Linked DNA regions of Mus musculus: region 1 is linked to region 2. The links are chromatin contacts, found by Hi-C or POLR2A ChIA-PET in ENCODE. All regions are on one chromosome and are shown on one strand. The core of a region is the stretch at or near the end of the contact, and the rest is flanking DNA. Distances in the headings are between cores, read along the strand shown. Region 1 holds the start of Apoa1 (apolipoprotein A-I). Region 2 holds the start of Sik3 (SIK family kinase 3).

Region 1 (6,603 bases), core at 3,643-6,142, 220 kb before region 2:
CTAGCTGCCCACGGGGGAGCTTTTCTCACACACACACACACACACACACACACACACACACACACACACACACACCTCTCTCTCTCTCTCTCTCTCTCTCTCTCTCTCTCTCTCTCTCTCTCCCTCTCTCTCTCTCTCCCTCTCTCCTATGGATGCCTCTTACTGCTTTAACCTCCAGGGGCTGGATGGACAATCACTTCAGATCCCTGAAAGGCTACTGGAGCAAGTTTACTGACAAGTTCACCGGCTTCTGGGATTCTAACCCTGAGGACCAACCAACTCCAGCTATTGAGTCGTGAGACTTCTGTGTTGCAGATGTGCCTGTTCCTCCATCCTGCTGCCCCCCTCCAGGCCTGCCAGGTGGCCCCTGAAGGTTGCTTTAAGGGGAAAGTATGTTCTCATGTCTTCACCCCTCCCTAGATCTCACCTAAACATGCTGTCCCTAATAAAGCTGGATAAGAAGCTGCTGTTAGTGGGTGTCCCATGTGCCTGGACGTCTGGGCATGGGGATGAGCTAGGCCTGTTGAAGGGGTGGACCTGGGGCTGTAGGTCATCCACCTCTTTAGTGGTCTCTGGGGTGCTTCTTCCTTTGTACGTGGGACTAACTCCGCTTCCCTGCTTGACTTAATGGGAAAGATCAAATCAGGTAACGACAGATTTGCAGTTACAATCTGTGATAAACCTGTCAAGGGCAGGACAACGTGGACGACGTGGCTGGAGTGTAGTATCTGTCTAGCTAGCAGTCTTATGTCATCTCCAGGCTTAAGGTCAGATATGATCACCAACCCCGTGCAGCTGGTTTGCACAGCCCAGGCTGCCTGGCCCCTTTAAACAGGCGGAAAGGAAGGAGGCAGATTGGGAGGGTGGTCGGATAAGTCTCAACCCCACTGCAGTGTAGCGGCTTCCATTTCTTATGAATAAAGTGGGTAGGACCTGCCCCTCCCCTGAAGGTTTGTTGTAGAAATGAAATGGTAGTGTCTAAAAGCATGAGGTGCCGCATGCGCACACCCCTTGTAAACAGTCCTCACTGTGATAGCTAAACTAGGTGACCTTCTAGACTGGAATGGAGACCCAGTGTCCTCAGAATCCCAAAAGGGCTGCTTGCTAAGTTCCTGCCACCCCCAAACACTCACTTCAAAGAGACCCAGTGTCACAAAACAGGTCTTGCACATTATAGAGTAAAAGACTAATGTTCAGAGAGTGCCAGTGGCTGCCCCGGATCAGGAGAAAACACACTGCAGGGCCAGCTTTCCATTTTCCACGTTGCTGGCACCGGAAAAGCCTCTGCCAGGTGTTGGAAGCTCCTTTCCAGACTGCATTGGCACAGCCAGCAGACTGGACTATGTTCTCTCTGGAAATCCAATAGGGGTTTCTCTTCCTGTCCACCAAGAGCCAGAAGTCTCATTGTCCACACCGGGAAACTTTCCTACCCAAACCTGGTTTAATGTCTGCTGTGGCTCTGCATGATTGTGGATTTAAAAACTCACCCCTTCAGCCAGGGGCTCATGAAGATACACCGGGGATGGATGGAGACCACCTGCATACCAACACAGGCATGAAGAGGGGCAGATGAGAGGAAGGCTGTTGGTGTGAGAGTGCTTCTGCAGACATCCTCAACCCTGTGAACATGAGTGCTTGGTTACACTCCATAGCGGGCAAGTCTATACAATGAACAGTCTGGGCTTGGCAGGCAGCTCAGGTGGTAGAGGGCTTGCCTTGCATGCACAGAGCTCTGGGTTTGTCTCAGCACAGAGTAACAGTGGTGGACCATCCTTGAAACCCCCAGCACTTGGGAGATGGGGCAGAAAGATCAGAGCTCATCTGAGTCTAGCCTGGGCTAGTGGAGACACTGTCTCCAAATAAAATAAATACAAACAAGGACTGGCAAGATGGCTTAGCTAGTAGATAAATACAAACAAGAACTGGCAAGATGGCTTAGCTAGTAGAGACGCTCGCTACACTAATCCTGGTGACCTGAGTTTTTGATCTTTGGGACCTATATGGTGGAAAAGAGAACAGATACCTGCAAATTGTCCTCTAATCTCCACACATGTTCTGTGGCACGTGAAAACACACACACACACACTCACACACACACACACTCACACACACACACACACTAAATAAGTCTAATAAAAATTTAAATATTTTATATACCTTTATTTATATTTGTGGGGTGTGTGTGTGTGTGTGTGTCTTCTAAGCACTGAACTCAGGTTCTCAGACTTCCGAAAGTGCCTCTACCTGATAAGCCACCTTACCAGCCCCATGTAATAAAAGGGGTTTTTTTGTTTGTTTGTTTTGTTTTTGTTTTGTTTTAAAATGGAACGGCACATCCTGACCCACCTTTTCTGCAGTGACTAACTTCAGACCTCCCAGCTCAGCTTCCCCAACTGGTGTGGACTTAAAGGCCATCCTTCAGGATTTAGAGATGGATATGAAGGCCTCTCTAGTAAATGTGTGGTCACCAGCATCATGGAGAGGGGTGTTTGTTTGTTTGTTTGTTTTTGTATCCAACTGTCAGGTAGAGTAGCTGCAGCCTTGACCCTTTCAGCACACTGTGTGGGTGCACCGGAGGGAAAGATCAAAGGGAATTGTTTACCGAGATCGGGTTCAGCTCCAGGCTTTTTATTAGCACCCACCCAATAACTCCAATCTTCCTGGCTCCTGAAGGAATCCTGGCTCTAGGGAGTGGAAGAGGCTCCCGTCCTGCACCCTCTGGACCCCACCTGGAAACTCGGCTAGCACAAGAAACCAGCGGTCTCAAAGCCAGTCCTATTGCCAGACACTCTCATCCTGGTTTACAGCACTAGTGTTCTGAGCCTCTGTGGGGCCCTTTTGGGGTTCCTTGTTGCTTTGCCTGGCCATCCATTTCCCTTGGAGCCTTCTTAGGAAGGGATTCTGTCTCATACCCTGAACCAGCCAGGTGCCCAGCTTGAGTGAGCGTTAAGAGCTGAGTAGTCGCGTACAAAGGAATCCCCAGTGCGGCACCATGTTCTCACGTCCCTTGATGTCCCCTTAGCGCCCGCCCTATGTCCCCCAAAGAAAGAAGCTATTCCATTTTGGAAAGGTTTATTGTAAGAAAGCCAATGCGGGGGTGGGGAGTGGAAGCGGGCACCTCACTGGGCAGTCAGAGTCTCGCTGGCCTTGTCGATCACACTCTGGACTTGGGTCTTAAGCGTCTCCAGCATGGGCATCAGACTATGGCGCAGGTCCTCCAGCGCAGGTCTGGCTTTCTCGCCAAGTGTCTTCAGGTGGGTTTTGGCCCTGGTGTGGTACTCGTTCAAGGTAGGGTTGCTCTTGAGCTCAGCCAGGCGCTGGGCCAGGCTCTCGCGCATCTGTTCGCTGTGGGGCGCTAGCTGTGTGCGCAGAGAGTCTACGTGTGTGCGCATGCGGTCGCGAAATTCCTCAGCCACAGGGGACAGTCTCCCTTGCAGCTCCTGCAGCTTCTGGCGCGCGCTCTCCTGCAGCTCGGCGCCCAGAGGCGCCACCTTCTGGCGGTAGAGCTCCACATCCTCTTTCCATTTCTTCTGGAATTCGTCCAGGTAGGGCTGCACCTTCTGTTTCACTTCCTCTAGGTCCTTGTTCATCTCCTGTCTCACCCAATCTGTTTCTTTCTCCAGGTTATCCCAGAAGTCCCGAGTCAATGGGCCCAGCCGTTCCTGCAGCTGACTAACGGTTGAACCCAGAGTGTCCCAGTTTTCCAGGAGATTCAGGCTAGAGGGGGAAGAGAGCGGCTGAGAGACGAGCCCAGGCATCATGCGCTGCCCCTGGTCTGCAGATCCATGCACATGATAGCTGGGTGCCACCTGTCCCCTAATGTGCAGTTGCTATGGTCCTAGTTTCCCCGAACATGCAACCCTCTAACTCACTGCCTTCCCTTTACATTCCTCTGTACACATGGCGGAAGGCACCAAGAACACAGATGTGGTCGGTGCTGGTTACAAGGCCAGTCCCGTTTTTTGTTTTTTGTTTTGTTTTGTTTTGTTTTGGGTGCTGTCTGACCAGTACTGGGGGTTACCAAGGAAAAGGGATTTGGCACTCATAGGCTGAATGAGGGGCTGTGGTTACCCAACAGCCAGATGAATCCCATCCCTAGTCCTCCACTGGAACCTGCCATGGTGCCCAGCTGGTAGGAAAGCCCGTGAAGGGCTAGCCAGCTCAGTTCCAGCATCTTCTCACTGGTCTCTCTGCCCACCCTGGATGGGCAGCCCTTGACCTGCTCCAGGCCCCACGCTAGGTCTTTCCTTACTTCAGCTGTTGGCCCAAGGAGGAGGATTCAAACTGGGACACATAGTCTCTGCCGCTGTCTTTGACCGCATCCACATACACATTAGCGAAATCCTTCACTTTGTCCCATTGGGACTGGGGTTCATCTTGCTGCCATACGTGCCAAGCCTGGCTCCCTGGGGATGGAGGGGAGACCCATGTTAGGTTAGACTCGGAGTCAGGGAAGAGAACAGTGGGAATTCTGTTCTCTGTGCCCAGGAAGGTAGTCCCACGCAGGTCAAGAGGCACCTACCTGTCAGGAAGACCAGAGCCACGGCCAGCACCACAGCTTTCATCCTGAAGGGTGTGGGTGACCTGAAGAAGAAGAAGGAGGAGGAGGGCTGGGCTGAAGGGAGGCATTGTCATGGAAAGGCTCCACACACAATTCAAGCCCATGGAAGCATTGGCTAGAATGGCTAAAGGTGCGAGATATCCACGGTATTGATTTGGACAGTGGAGCATCAACTGGGAGGCGCTATGGAGCCAGAGCCACCGAAGGCAGGTAGCAGCACTTACCTCCCCGGAGCTCTCCGACAGTCTGGGTGTCCAGCTCTTCTTCCCTGGTCTATATATGTGTGTGGGCAGGGGCTGGGCTGGGAGACTGATAAGCTCAGCCTGGCCCTGCCACTGCTTACTTTTGCTGGCGATGTGGAACTTAGAGTTCAAGGATCAGCTCTGTTCCTGAGGCTGGGCAAACAGAGTGGGCAAACAGGAAACTGCGGGGGCTGCCGAGCTGGGATCAAGGGTTCAGGTGGGGGCAGCAGGGGGTGGCTGCAGACTCCAGGGGTCCCCAGGGGTAAGGCAGTTGCACCATCCCGAGGTGTATGTCTTCTTCAAGATAGTCTCATGGAGCCCACTCCTGGACTCCTCTGTGTTGCTAGTGCCCTCTGAGCCTGGAACAAGGGAGGGAGGGAGGAATTGTGGGCTCCTTCACTCACAGCCCCACCCCAAAGTTTTTTTTTTGCTTTCCAAGGGGTTCCCCCTTTCACCTCACCCTGGTCCCCCAGGTTTGGGGATTTGTCTTTCCAGATGCCACATGTTTAGCCAGCCTCCCAACCCTAAATCCAAAAACAACTGAGGTGTCAGCCTGAGTGAGATGCAGACAGGCTCATATCCCCAAGCTGAGGATGAAGACCCCTCTGATGCTTCAGAAGAAATGACAGAGGCCAACATGGAGTTGTTAGCTCCTTCCTTGTCTCCCTCCCTCCTTCCCTCCCTTCCTTTCTTCCTTATCTTAGGTACATGAGCGCTCTGTCTTCAGACACACCAGAAGATGGAATCAGATTCCTTTACAGATGGTTGTGAGCCACCATATGGTTTCTGGGAATTGAACTCAGGACCTCTGGAAGAGCAGCTAGTGGTCTTAAACCGCTGAGCCATCTCTCCAGCCCCAGTTGCCAATGTTTTTGTTATGTGTAGATGCTGTTATTCAGCCTCCCTTCCAGAGAAAACCTCACCATATACCATGACCACTAAAAGGGGTCATGTAGTTCAGTGACGATATGTCTTCCCAGAGTGGTGAGGGCCTAGGCTCACTTGCCAGGATGGGAGAGCTGGGTAGCTGTGTAGAGTGGGCTGAGTACGGTGGCCAGTTTTTGCACTTGGAAGGTCAGAGGGTTGAGAGTTCAAAACCACAGCCTTGCCCATATAGCAAGTTTGAAGTCAGCCTGGGCTATATGAGAATATCTAAAAACAAAACAAAACAAAACAAAACAAACAAACAAACAAAAACCACAGATCATCTCTAAAATCCCATTATGGAAAGTGAGTTTTCAAGCTAAGAGGAACTTTTGAGACCATCTATTTGAGGTTCTACCATGAACTTCCTTCTAGATAAGGGCCTGTTGAGAGTGGAAGGAATTTGCTGTGTCCTTTATCTCTCAGCCTTAGAGGCAAGGATGGACCTTGCGCCCAGGTCTCTGCATTTGGGACCCAGGGCAGGAATGTACTCTGCCCATCTCCCTAGGAAACTCCCCAACTCCCTAGAAACCAGCTTGGAATCTGTCTACCAGTTCAGGGAGTGGCTGGGATTCCAGGCTGCTCCCATCCCAGGAGGCTTTGCAACCAGAGAGAACCTTGGTTCTGGGATCTGCAACTTATTCTCCAGGTGACCCGGACAGGTTACATAACCTCTCCGTCCCTGGGTCTCTTATCTGCTAAGGAAAGATAATGACAGAGCATGCCACAGCTTCCTTATGATCCCAGTCACTGTATGGGAAGCAAAATGGAAAAGATGTGTGTGCACTTACTAAGTCCAGGAACCTGTGCGTGGTGTCTAACATGGCAAATGTGATTAGGGGACTTGAACTCAAGGGTAGCCTGGGATATCCAGAG
Region 2 (7,013 bases), core at 1,687-4,186:
CTGATTTTTGTACAGGATTAGAAGAAAATCTCAGACCATTCAGTGACATAAAGAAGGAAACAGAAAGAAAAAAAAAAGCATACACCTTTAAAGGGGCAAACGACTAACTTAGTGTAGAAAGAGCTAGGGAAGAAAAGCAATCCTTTGCCTCTATTCGACCTGACTGCGGGAGATAAACACTGCAGGAGAGCCTAGCTCCTGAGGAAGGAACAGCAGCTCCAGCAACTTCTAGGACCGAGGCACCTTCCCTGCCATTATATAACCAAGCCATGGCCTTACTAGGCCATCCCAACCCATGTCAGCAGCTGCTGGGCACAGCTCAGCTGTCAGTGCTGAAGGACCCTTCCAAAATGTATTCAGATAAGCAGGGCACAAGCCAAAATATGCCCATGGAGCACTCTGAGCACGTGACAGCGCCTTGTGAATCGAGCTTCACTCGCAGCAGAGTCATTTAAGTAGCAGAAAGATAGGGCCCTTGGAGCTGGAGCCAGGAAACTGCACATTGCTACAGAAGCACAAACAAACGCTGGTGTGGTCTCCTCCACACATGCAACTCATTGTCCCAGCCATTTCAGCCTCATTCAAGTCTGAATATTTCCATACATAGGAACTGCATAACTGCACACCACAAACGATCAAAGATAAAAACCAACATAAACAGTGACACCCGTCTATAAACATGCCAGTGCTGTAAAGGCTGCAGTCCTAAAGGATACCAAGGTCTCAGGGGAAACTGAAACACACACACACACACACACACACACACACACACACACACACTAGAAAGCAACCAAACCAACCATAATTAGGCCCTGGCTTTGCTGACTACTGAAAACAGAAATGTCCCTTTTATATATAAAGCCAAGAATCAACTGTTTGCAGTTATGTTTATAAGACACTCAAACCAGCTTGTCATAGATTTTTTTTAATCAATATTTTGATATAAAAATTCAAATTTCTTTAAATCATAGAGAACGTAGCCAGACAACCAATTATGTTTGTGGAGTCCATTTCCCAGAGGTCAGAGCAAAATAACCACAGAAGCAGACAGGGGAGAGAAAACAAGGGACAGAGGCATTCTGTTTGTAAACACAAGTTTGACTAGGCCAACAGTAAACACACTGTAGGGGGTAAGGAGATGCCGGCTTCGGCTCCAGCTGCGGACCTGAGGGAGGGACTGCAACAGGAGGGCGCACTTGAGTCTGTCACAGGGCTCTGAAGACTTGAGGCTTGAAGGGGTCCCACCAGAGGAAGTGAAACTGACCAATCACTCTGCCCGCCGCCACCCTCGGAAGAAGGGCCCCTTGTAGTCTTTGACAGAGAGAGGCAAGGAAAGGAACTTTCAGGTTGCCAATAAGCAGGATACGAGGCCCAGATAAGTCCTGGCAGGGAGGGACTGCTATAAAAGCCAAAACAAGGTAGGCTAAGGTAAACAGCGGCCAGGGGGAGGAGGGGAGGGGAGTCCTGGGTCTCCCGGAGGAGCATGCTTAGGTAGTAAAGGTTTTTCATTAGCCAGGCGGAAGAAAAACTCAAGCTACTGTTTTAAATATAAGGAATGACTACTACGTTAAAAGTATCCATTTAAGTGAGGTATTGAGCAAAGACGAGTTGGGAATTCAAATGGGTTTTGTGGCTTCCATCAAAACTGAATGATTTTCCTTGATACTCTCAATGAAGAAAGATAGGTAAAAGTGCTACCCTCTGAGTCCTTTAAAAAATATACTACATGCGTATACATACATGGTTTCCTAACTGACCTTGGCCAGTTTCACTACTACAGCTCCTCAAATCCCTTGGGAACCAAAGGGCCCAAATGAGTGGAATTCTGTCGTGCCAATCCCACGGTTCCCTTCCCTACTGAAAAGCCCACCCCGAGTTCTAAAAAGCCCACCATTTCAGACCCTCTGACAACTAAAAATAACCAGCAAACCATCTTATCCTAAATTGTTTAACCCTTGGTTAGCTAGTGTCACCAGGAACCCTGAGCCTTGGGACATCTGGTCATGGGTCCATTCCATTTTTTTCCCCCTTATTTCCCTGCTTTCTTCACTGACTCTTCCCATAATCAAGTATACTTCCTCAGGCTTACAACTGACACCATCTCCCCGTCTTAAATAATCAAACGTGGATTCCTTTCTCTGGTATAGGTGCCAGGTCCTTCTCTTCCCGGTGTCTTGCACCCCACCGCACACCCTCAGCCCCATGCCCCAGCCGTCCTGGGAAGCCTGAGGCAGCCAGTTTGCGCGTCTCCCCCATCCTGTGGTCCACATTTCATATGCCCCTGCCCTCGTTCTGATGGTTTCCTAATTGCTGGTTCCGGAGTCTTCCTGGCGTGCAGTCCGCCGGCCCCCAGAGAGTTCCAACGCCTCCTTTCCAGTCACCCCCCCCCCCCGACCCTGCGCACAGCCCTGGGGACCTCTCCGATGTCCAGCTGCTAAGTTCCCGGAGCCCCCCCTTCCGGAACCCCTCCGCTCTGAGGTCCCTGCCTTCTCCCGCCAGCACCGGTCCCCACTGCTGACCCTGACCCGAGCCCCGGGGAATCGCGGACTCCCCTGGCCCCACCGCCCTGCTGCAACGCCCCCCGGGCAGCGCAGCCCGCAGCCGCGCGGTCCCCAGCGCCACTACCTTGGCCTTGGTGACGAGGTGCGTGGCCCGCTTGACCACAGCGAAGTTGCCCTTGCCGATGGTGCGGTCGATCTCGTAGTAGCCGATGCGAGCGGCCATCGACCCGCGGGAGGCCGGGGCTGTGGGACGCGCCGGGACGGCGGCCGGGGGCACTGCGGCGGGGGCTGCCGGGGGCCCCGCGGCGGGCGGAGGCAGCAGGCGGCCGGCCGGCCCGGCTCCCCCTGCTCCGGCCACGGCAACCCCGCCAGCTCCGCTCGCCGCCGCCGCCGCCATCTTGTTGTGCAGTGAAACCTCCGGGGCCGCGGGGAGCCGGCCGGGGGGGAGGGGGCGCGGGGGGGCCGAAAGAGGGGGGTTGCCGACAGACGTCACTCCGGGAGGCGGGGCTCCCGCGCCGCCGGGCGCCCGACGCCATGGCAACCGCGCGTCACGTGCGGACGCGCGTCACTGCCCGAAGCCATGGCAACCGTGACCTCACCGGGCGAGCTCGACCTTCCCGCGTGGGTCCCTGTTCCTGAGGCGCCGGCTCCCTAGTGCCCCCCTCTGGGGAACAGGCATTGAAAACGTCGAGGGTCAGCAGCAACTTCTAAGCTTCCGCCGCGCCTAGCGAGGTAGGGATATGAGATGGGGAGACCCCAGAACCAGACTCCCGATGGCCCCTGGTTCGCTGATGGGATCCCTGCTCCGACCTGTGTCCCAGTTCAGTCATCACCAAACCTCCCTTAAAAGGATTTCCTCGTCACCAAAAATACCAGCCTTGTCCCACTTTAGCCCTGGAGGCCACAGAGGCAGGAATAGCTACAGTATTTAAGCAACTGTAACCAAGTTGGTAGCAAGGCAGGGGAATTGTTCAGCAAAAACTCTTACAAAGCCCAGCTCACTTCGTACAATCAATCTAATAAGTCATCGAACACAGAAGAGTGCGGAAATTAGAGTTTGCATATTCAAGGATGTTGAACCCATCCCAAACATGCGTTCCAGTCTTTGGGTGGGTGAGGGCCAGAAAAGGACCGTCATTTTCCTTCCTGCCACCCCTGACTCGGAACAATTCTCCAGCCAGTTGGTCAGAATCTCTTCACTCGTTTTCTGTTGCTGGGTTAGTACTGGTGAAGTGTGTTGCATTCAGGGCCACGTCATGCTTAAAGATGAGCAATCCGTTAAGCAAAACGAGTAACTAATATAAATTCCATCCCTACTAATGACTCTCCAAGGACATTAAGAGTGATCAAATTAATAACCCCTGCAATAAAACTCATATCCCTCTTTCTTCCCTCCTGTTATCTGACATTCCACATCCTGGGCTGTAACTGAGCCTCTCCCCCTCCTCCTTCCTTATTAAGTAGATTGATTTATCTGCCTCTGGTGGGGATAGGAAATTGGGCTGTAAAGGAGAGATAGCCTTTGGTCCGTTAGAAAAGGAAGGAAGAAGGCTGTGTGCATTCCTCTATATAATTGTATCTCATGTATCCAGTGCTATTCTACCCACACCTGTATCTCCCTCCATGGCACAGGAGTATTGTCACATCTCTGTGCAGTATCAAAAAGTGACATCCAGGTCACTGGGTATGTGAGAAAGGAAATACATGCTTACCCTTTCTGACCACAGGTCTTTCCCCAATGTTCTGATTCCCCCCATGTGACATAAGTAATGGCTGGGTCTAGGATGGGACAGAGGGGTCATCCCACAACTGCCTTGAATCAGTTCCCTGGTGGCTATTTCAAATTGCCAGCACAATTAACACTAATTGGCTCCTTTACAAGCAAATAAAGACAGGGATGAAGTGGACCTTGCTTCTTAGGCTGCTTAAACCTATTCATCAAGTGAGATTACGAAATCTGAGATGAATGATTGGGTGTGGCCCTTACAACTTCATGGCCCTTGCTGGAATCTAGCAAAGCCAATAACTTAGGGGCTGGACCTCAGAATGAGGTTTACCATCTCCCTGGAGGTGGGGAGCTCTCCTGGTAAGACAAAGAAAAACAAGCTTTCTCTCTGGAAGGCTTAGAATCAGTACTGAAGCCACTCTTGTCTAGGCTGTGCACCCAGAGTGTCTTCCACTCTTAGACATTTAGACATAATTGGAAAATTTGTTTGTTTTGATCAAATTCTCTCTTCTTCTTCTTCTTCTTCTTCTTCTTTCTCTCTCTCTCTCTCTCTCTCTCTCTCTCTCTCTCTCTGAGACAGTCTCTCTCCATGTAGTCCTGGATATCCTGGAACTGAATACGTAATCAAGCCAGCCTCAAACACACAGATCCACCTGCCTCTGCTTCCCCTGTGCTGGATTAAAGGCTTGTAGCTACCACACCCACACCCAGCTAAGCAAAGTTTCATTTTGCCCTGGCTGATTTCAGAAGTTCTGGGTAACCAAGGACAACCTTGAATCTGTGATCTCTCTGCTTCCACTTCCCAAATACAGGAGTTACAGGTGTGCTCGACCTGTCTTTTTTTGGGTTTTTTTGTTTTTGTTTTTGTTTTGTTTTGTTTTGTTTTTTCGGTTTTTCGAGACAGGGTTTCTCTATATGGCCCTGGCTGTCCTGGAACTCACTCTGTAGACCAGCCTGGCCTCGAACTCAGAAATCCGCCTGCCTCTCCCACCAACGAGTGCTGGGATTAAAGGCGTGCGCCACCACTGCCCAGCAATGTCCTGACCTATCTCATGCAGTGCTGAAGATCAAACTCGGGGCTCCGTGATAATGCTTTACTGTGCACTCACTCTACCAACTGAGCTGCACCTCTTATTCAAATTCTCATTGTATCACTCCCCCACCCCACCCCTCACTTCAAGAAAGCCTTGAGGAGGAGCTAGGAAAATGGAGCATTGCTTTAATTTCCAAAGAGACCTATCCTGCTGGTTCCCTAGCAGTGAGTATAGGATAGCCAGATAAGGGTGTTCCTTGCCTTTGTGGAATGGGGTGAGAAGGTGTGCATTCAGTGCGTTTATTCAGGGATCTGGATAAAGGCTTGCTGGGTTCTCAGAGACCTCGATCCCCAGCACCATAAAATAATAATAAAATAATAATAATAACAACAACAACTATTTGCCAAGCACTGGATTGCACAGTATACATTGATAATATTATAAAGTCACTTAAGATTTACAACAAGCCTGGTGTCACAGGCCTTTAATTCCAGCACTTGGAGTTCGAGGCCAGCCTGGTCTACAAATCAAGTTCCAGAACAGCCAGGGCTACACAGAGAAACCCTGTCTCAAAACAAAACAAAATCTTACAACAGGGTCTGGAGAGGTGTTGTATTACTAGACAGATTCTGCAGCCAAGGAAAAGGAGAAGTGAAGACACTAAGGGGTTTGTCCAAGGTCACAGAGCCAGGAAGTGGTAGGGCCCGAATTCAGATGCAGGCAGCTGCCCCTGGAGCCTGTGTTCTATGGCTTCTTTCCCCAATTCTAATCCTCATGAAGGAAGATGCCAGAAGGAAAATCAGGTTTCTGAGCTAAGGCTAACTTACTTAGATTCAACCTAGTGTTCTACTTTCTGTTTTCAATGAACCCCAAGGCTCATATGTTAAAGCTCTCTCCCCCAACATGGCCTTATTAGGAGGTTATGGGAGCTTTCTTAAGAGATGGGATCTGGTAGGAGGTCTTTGGGTGATCAGGGGCGTGTCTTTAAAGATCTCTCTCTCTGATCTCTCTCTTTCTCTCTCTCTCTCTCTCTCTCTCTCTCTCTCTGGCTTCTTGGCCAGGAAATGAAGAGCTGTCCTCTGTCATGTGCTCCCTCCATGATATGTTTCCTTGACCCAGGCCCAACAGAAACCTTGTCTCTTTAGAAGTTCTTATAGCTGTGTAGGAGAACTTAGCCAGAGGCAGACATACCTAACAACGTCCCGCTGAGCTGGCCTTGTGAGGAGAGTGGGGAGGAGAAAGGAAAGGGGAAGCAGGTGGAGCAGACAGGAGGCCCAAACACCAAAAAAAAAAAAAAAAAAAAAGGGGGGGGGCGGGGAGGAAGGGAATCAAAATGTCTGGATTATGTAGGGAAGGGCCTCTGGGGAAGGAAGCCCTTAGGTTGGAATGTTTAGGGTAAAGGATGGGCTATGCTAGACGTACCCTGTAACAGATAGGGAATGGGGAAGCTGGAAGAACCTGGTAGCCAGATATGCTTTGGTATGTTAAAAAGACACCTCCGGGTTTGAAACTTAACAAAGGGTTGAATAGCCTATATATTTGAACACTGATTAAAACAGCGGTAGAGACGAGGAGGTTGAGGGTGGCTGGAAGCAAGACAGAGGGGGCCTAGGCAGGCCTGTTAAACAGGCCTGTGGTGGCTTGGCTTATAAAACTCCCAGAGGGAGACTTCCTGTTCACTAGGAAAGAACATCACTCCCCTAATGAATTGCCCCCAAGATGTGTGCGTGCCCCTGCCCCTTTGCGAGGACT

Evidence for each region. Hi-C counts contacts between places; a loop is a spot of excess contacts on that map. ChIA-PET counts read pairs that join two places held with the same protein, here RNA polymerase II (POLR2A).
Region 1: POLR2A ChIA-PET joins it to region 2 with 11 read pairs in embryonic stem cell. The contact joins the promoter of Apoa1 here to the promoter of Sik3 in region 2. A Hi-C loop is called at or near these places in 19 of 37 maps with a recorded cell type or tissue (adrenal gland, gastrocnemius, heart and 4 more). POLR2A ChIA-PET finds 5 or more read pairs at or near these places in 4 of 5 experiments (Patski and embryonic stem cell).

What each region holds. Positions count from the first base shown.
Region 1 is chr9:46,226,919-46,233,521 of GRCm38, reverse strand. It overlaps Apoa1 (apolipoprotein A-I), which reads right to left and starts at 4,892. Exons shown (of 4, transcript NM_009692.4): 1 at 4,786-4,892; 2 at 4,523-4,584; 3 at 4,253-4,406; 4 at 3,053-3,717. The coding sequence starts at 4,565. The coding sequence ends at 3,120. It overlaps Apoc3 (apolipoprotein C-III), which reads left to right. Exons shown (of 4, transcript NM_023114.4): 4 at 179-472. The coding sequence ends at 299.
Region 2 is chr9:46,008,743-46,015,755 of GRCm38, reverse strand. It overlaps Sik3 (SIK family kinase 3), which reads right to left and starts at 2,936. Exons shown (of 25, transcript NM_027498.3): 1 at 2,626-2,936. The coding sequence starts at 2,898. It also overlaps a transcript of Pafah1b2 not described here.